2 separate regions of the Mus musculus genome follow, and region 1 is linked to region 2. A link is a contact called in ENCODE POLR2A ChIA-PET data. All regions are on one chromosome and are shown on one strand. The core of a region is the stretch at or near the end of the contact, and the rest is flanking DNA. Distances in the headings are between cores, read along the strand shown. Region 1 holds the start of Gldc (glycine decarboxylase). Region 2 holds the start of Uhrf2 (ubiquitin-like, containing PHD and RING finger domains 2).

Region 1 (2,878 bases), core at 349-2,848, 140 kb before region 2:
AGTGTATTACATTGGGGGTGAGACAAAGCCACATACAACTTCGTCTGTCCACAAATCCCCTATGTATCCAAGATTGACCTTGAACTCCTGATCATCCTGCCTCTCTACCTCTCAAGTATAGTGATTACTGATAAGTACTGCAGAATGCAGCTTACCTCAGTAGAATATGCTGTTCCCAATAATCATGTACATTCCAAACTACTAAAAATGTCCTCATTCTGATGTTTATATAGAAGACCAAATAAAGTTATGAAGTCAGCTTGTGTGGAAATTTGGCAATCCAACACTGGGTCTAAATGATTCCCTAAATATGTGCTTCCTGTAGCAATAGAAATGAAGGGATTCTTTCAGAACATTGGAGTCGTCTCCTCTTCTGACCTGTCATTTTAACCTACAAACTCATCACAGTAGTTAGCCCTCCCTACAAGTCCTTCCACTGGAAGGTCTTAACTTAGCAACTATTTGGTCTAGCAAAGACCTGCCTGCAACAGACACAGTAGTCGCCCCTGAAAGTTTAGGCAACACTGTTTCTTGTGTCTTTCCCAAGACCCAGTTTCTCTTTGCCTTCAACTCTAAGGTCATCGTTAAGGATGTGTATAAAGGTCAGATAGGCGGGTCCCAGGTTCCTGTCCTTGGGGGTCAGCTTCCTGGAGATGCTTTTGCTTTCATTACAGTATCTGTTTAGGTTTACTCAGGAAATAAAAATATAGCCAATATACCAACAGCATACTCATGCATTCCACGTAAAGGAAGACTGAATTTCAGGAATGGGTGCATATCAAACCAGTACAGAGAAGACGAAGGAGACATACAAAGGAGGGAGGGAGAAGACAGGTGCTGGGGTGTAGCTTGGTGCTAGTTGGGAGATCGGGGGTTTGGTTCCCATCGCATCATATCTCAAAAAAAGTGGGGTCAGGGGGATGGCTCAGTGATTGAGAGCACTTGCTACTCTTATGGTTGGGCTATCAGCACCCACATAAAAGCTCACAACAGCCTGTAACACCATTTGCAGGGAATCTGATGTCCACTTCTAACTTCTGCAAGCATTCGGCATGTATGTGATACACAGACAGACATTTCACCCAACACACAAATCAATAAAAAATAATATTAAATCTTTATTAAAAGATTAAAGCATAAGATATTTTAGGGGCTGTGCTCTTTGTCCAGATTTCATAACTATGAAAGAACCTTCCTTTGCCCATAGTGGTTTTCATGAGATGTGACCCTAAAGTCAGTAAGTGGAGACCAGCTAACTATTGGAGTCTTCCTGTCTTCTGTCTCAGTGCATTGCTCCAGGAACTTCACGAATGTTAGGGCTGCCCCAATGGGCCCTACAACCCGGCCAGTGGGCCTATAGAGCATCCCGAACCCCTGTGTAAGAAGAGGGATTTGGGACCTTAAACTTCCAGCATCAGGCAGGGGACTCCACCCTGCTGCTGAAGAGGGGAAAGAAGTGGGAGGAGGTGGGAGACAAGGAGGAGAGAGAAAGGGAGGGCCCTGCCTCGCCCCCGCCCTGCAACCCATTCCCATTGGCTAAAGGTTTCCTGGCTCCATCCTACTGCCCGCCTTCGGGCGCCGCTTAAAGTGTGCGGAGCAGGTGCCTGCTGAGGCGGAGGAACTTTGCAAGAGTTAGTGCAGTTCGCTGTACCCATTCATTGCCCGCAGTGGTCGGGAAGGGGATCCAGGGACTGCGGCGGCCACTCCCGGGGCATTGGGGCCAGAGGAGGGCCGGAAAGCGCTGCTGACCCTCGTGGGCTGGGGAGGTGACGGCGTCCATGCAGCTGTGTGCCAGGGCATGGGGGCTGCGCCTGGGCCGCGGAGCCGGGGGCGGCCACCGCCTGGCTCGGGGCACCGGCTTGAGTTGGGCGCAGCGAAGCCGGGACAGCAGCGGCGGCGGTGGCGGTGGCGGTGGCGGGGACCGCGGCGCGGCTGGGGCCTCGCGCCTTCTGGAGCGCCTCCTGCCCAGACACGATGACTTCTCCCGGAGACACATCGGCCCCGGAGACAAAGACCGGAGGGAGATGCTGCAGGCGCTGGGGCTGGCGGTAAGGCCCTCCACCCTCCACCCTGCCGGAGCTCTGCCCGCTGGGCCTCCCGGCTCCCACCTTGCCTTCCTCCTCCGTCCCGGGCCCCAGCTTGAAAGCGAGCTCGCTCTTAATCGTGGTGCCTTCTCCTCTCTTAACTTTTACTCTGTTCTCGCTCTTCTAAAGTGCATTTAAAAAATATCCCCAACTCCAGACGAACCCTAACTTTGCAGGAAAAGAAGACTCCCTACTTAGAGTACATTAATCCGGTCAGCTCCAGTTGCAGCTCCCGAACCCGGAGTAGCGGATTTACCATCCGGCTCCATCATTTTTTTTTTTTTTCCTCCAAAAGATTTCTGCTTCCTGATGTTTCACTTTAAAAAGAACTCTTAATTAGACGATTTAAATGAAGTTCCTACCAGCCTTTGAAGATAAACTGAAGTGGCTCTCTTAACTCAGGCTCTTTGCTCTGACTGTCCTGTTCACCAGCTTGCGTTTTTAAATTTTAGAGCATTGATGAGCTCATCGAGAAGACGGTCCCCGCCAGCATCCGCTTGAAGAGACCCTTGAAAATGGAAGACCCTATTTGTAAGTGGCCGGGAGGACTCTCAGGGGTTCCGCTGCTCTGCCTTCTATAATCTCTGTCCGGCTTTGGGGTTGGATTGCTCAGTACTTGACAGGCCCTAAACCGCTGGGATTTTTCTTCCCTGAGGAAAACCTATGTAAGCCCCTTTCATGGTCTTTATCCCTGAGTTGCTGGCGAGGCACCTACAAGCTTTCCCAAAGAAGGCTTTGCAAAAGACACGTGTTGGATTAGAAGTCTCCACCTCATGCACGCCCACCGGAAGGGC
Region 2 (2,925 bases), core at 398-2,897:
GTTTAAAAACCAACTTTCCAGACAAGTAAACTCTTTACTGGTCAAACACTCAAGAAACAATATAGTGGATACAACAAGAGCAGAAAGTGCTACAGGTTTTCTGTCAGAGGCCTTCCAAACACTTTACCAAAACCCTGGCTTTTTCTTGCCGGTTGTATAATCTGTTACTTAGAAAATTTTGACCAGTCTGAGAAGTTGTAAATCTGTAAAGGGAACAAAAATATTCCTTCTAAACCCTTTGTGGCTTATAGGCTACTTCCATCGAATCAGAGAGAACTGCACTTAATTCAAAACTCAGGACTGGAGCCAAACTGTGGTCAACTGACTGCAGGATGCCAACTTTTTTAGTGGACTAAAGACAAAGGCAAGAAAAACAATGTGGGTCTGGGTGTCTAATCATAAGACTCTGAGACTTACTGGATAGGAAACGTCTTAGCCTCATCAGGCAGAGCCTTACTTAAAATTAACGGAGATGCCCACAAGCACCCTTGTGGCCCAACACAACTTTCTGGCTTTTTTTGAATTACTGCTGATTATGCTGAAAGGTTTGAGTTGAAAGCCCGAACTTAGGGGACACACAAAGATGAGAGGTAAAGTTTATGGGGAAATAATCTGTCCGTATATTCAACAGACTTAAACCCGACTTCAGGTTACAAACATCGTTCCTTAAATTAGAGGTCTCTGATCTTTTACAGAACAAATCCCCAGTCTGAGACTGACGACAAGGAAGGAGGGGCACGCATTCTACCACCGTTCCGATGTTCAGTGTTCAAATCCTTCTAGTGAGGAAACAGGGATAAGGTGCTTCCCTTTCCACGTCGCATCTAGGAGCCGGGGGCACGGAAAAGAAGCAAGTCCTTAGAGGAGTCGGAGACGGCGCTGCGAATAAAGCCAGCTCGTCCCTCCCGCGCCCCGGCATGGCTGCCGGAGCCTGTTGCCTTTCCAGGCTCCGATCCCCCCCCCCCCCAAAGGCGGGAAGAGGATCCCCCAGGACCCTCGGAGGCTATGTCCGTGGCCGCTGCCAGCGACAACACCGCGTCCCGCACCTTCCGACCCGCTAGGCGCGCTTGGGGGGAGGGGGGGGGCAGCCGCAGGCCCGAGCTCCAGGCCCCGCATCCCGCGCCCCGCCAGCGGCCCATCCCGAGCACAGCGGGGCGCAGCCCTGGACACCCAGCCTCGTCCCGGGGCGCCGGCTGCTCGCGCCCGGGCTCCCCGCGGGGCGCCTCACCTGCTTGCCCCGGTAGAACAGGCGCTGGCACTCGGGCCTTACATCGAAGAGCGCCCAGACCCGCTCGCGCAGCTCCTCGATGGTGGCTTTGCGAGAAACGTCCTCGATGGTGCGCGTCTGGGAGCCGTCGATGGTGCGGACCTGGATCCACATCGCGGCGGCACGGGGACAGGGGACCAAGCCCCTTTGTCTGGCCCTGCGCTCGGGCCGCCGCGCCGCGCCCCGCCCGGTCCCCGCCGCCTCCCCGGGAGGATCCGGTTCTCTGCGGCGGCGACTCGGCGAACGCGGGTGCGGGCGAGGACTGACGCTCTTAGACCGCGCGACCGCCCGCCCGCCCCTCCTCGGTGGAAGGAAACCGGAACCCGCCCGAGGTGCGAGCGCAGCCCGCGCCTCACAAATAGGAAGGAGCCATGGCTCGGCGGCGCGCACTGTTTACTTATAGAGATGCAGCTCCCACATGGAGGTCACGGCGCCAACCCGGATCTCGCGAGATCCACGCGGGGCTCCGCCCCACGCACAGCCTGGGGGGCGCTAATATGGGAGGGGGCGGGGCCTCCAGAGCCGTTACTCGGAGGAGGGCGGGGTTGGGCAGGCTCGCCGAGGCCAGCTCGCCCTGTGCCCTCGTTGTCGTTGGTCACCTCGCAGTCTCCTGAGGCCTAGACTCCATGGTCTCAAAAACGCACGAACAATAGCTAGCCGTGCTGCGCGCTGGCGTGAGCAAGAAATGGGGATGCAGCCTACGTTCCCGAGACTTCACACCAGGGTGTGCGCCCGCCACGCGGCCTCTCCCGGGGCGCGTCGGCTTGATGGACGTGCTTCCCGCCGAGGAAACCCGCTTCCGGGAGGCCCCAGGGCAGAGGCCTCGCACCCACGTTTCCCGACCGGAGAGCCGGAGCGGGAGCTGGACCTGACCGAGTGGGCCTTCTGCGCTAAGGGCGCCTTTAGCCGCAGGGATCCTGGCTTTGCAGGACTGTACACCTCCGATCCAAAAATCCGGAGATCCCAGGGCGGGATACGGCCCCCACACTCAGGGGACCCATCCAAAAATGGAAGACTTAAGAGAGAAAGCAAAGCAAACGCATTATCTTACATTCACCGGTATCCGTAATGTCAGTACTAATCATTCCCATGAGGATAAGAGGCACAACTTTGTAACAACCAAATTGATTAGTCAAGATGGCCTAAATGGAAATACAGGAAGAGTGAAATGTGCGTCAGCTCGAGATATGAATATATATATATATACCTAGAGCCTCTAAGTTACCTCGACAGCTTCCTAGTTAACTAAAACATTTAGTTGATAAGGCAACAGATACATCTGAGAACATCTAATCTGACCCATGAAGGGATCAACTATTTGTTGTTACAAGGATATGCTAGGGTCTCGGGCTGTTATTCGTGGTGCACTGCCAACGGTGTGCTGCAGTCTGAAGCCTTGAGTCTTGGGCTCACGGGTTGGGACGCGCGAGAATTGCAGTCTTTCTGTTTAACTGTGATCTTGAACAAACTGCTTCAATTTCCTCCAGGTAAAATAGTGCTCATAAACACCGAGGGAATGTTAGCTTCCTTGCCACTCCCTTAGTAGCACACAAGAAGGTATTTTAGAGCTTTTGTTATTAAGAGAATTTAGATAAACTGGGAATATTCAAAGAAGATAGGGTGCTTAAGCAAAGACTGGGAGTGCATTTTCACACATC

The links. ChIA-PET counts read pairs that join two places held with the same protein, here RNA polymerase II (POLR2A).
Region 1: POLR2A ChIA-PET joins it to region 2 with 15 read pairs in embryonic stem cell. The contact joins the promoter of Gldc here to the promoter of Uhrf2 in region 2. POLR2A ChIA-PET finds 5 or more read pairs at or near these places in 3 of 5 experiments (Patski and embryonic stem cell).

The regions. Positions count from the first base shown.
Region 1 is chr19:30,174,161-30,177,038 of GRCm38, reverse strand. It overlaps Gldc (glycine decarboxylase), which reads left to right and starts at 1,598. Exons shown (of 25, transcript NM_138595.2): 1 at 1,598-2,048; 2 at 2,537-2,615. The coding sequence starts at 1,779.
Region 2 is chr19:30,029,235-30,032,159 of GRCm38, reverse strand. Uhrf2 (ubiquitin-like, containing PHD and RING finger domains 2) reads right to left here and starts at 1,647. Exons shown (of 16, transcript NM_144873.2): 1 at 1,229-1,647. The coding sequence starts at 1,381.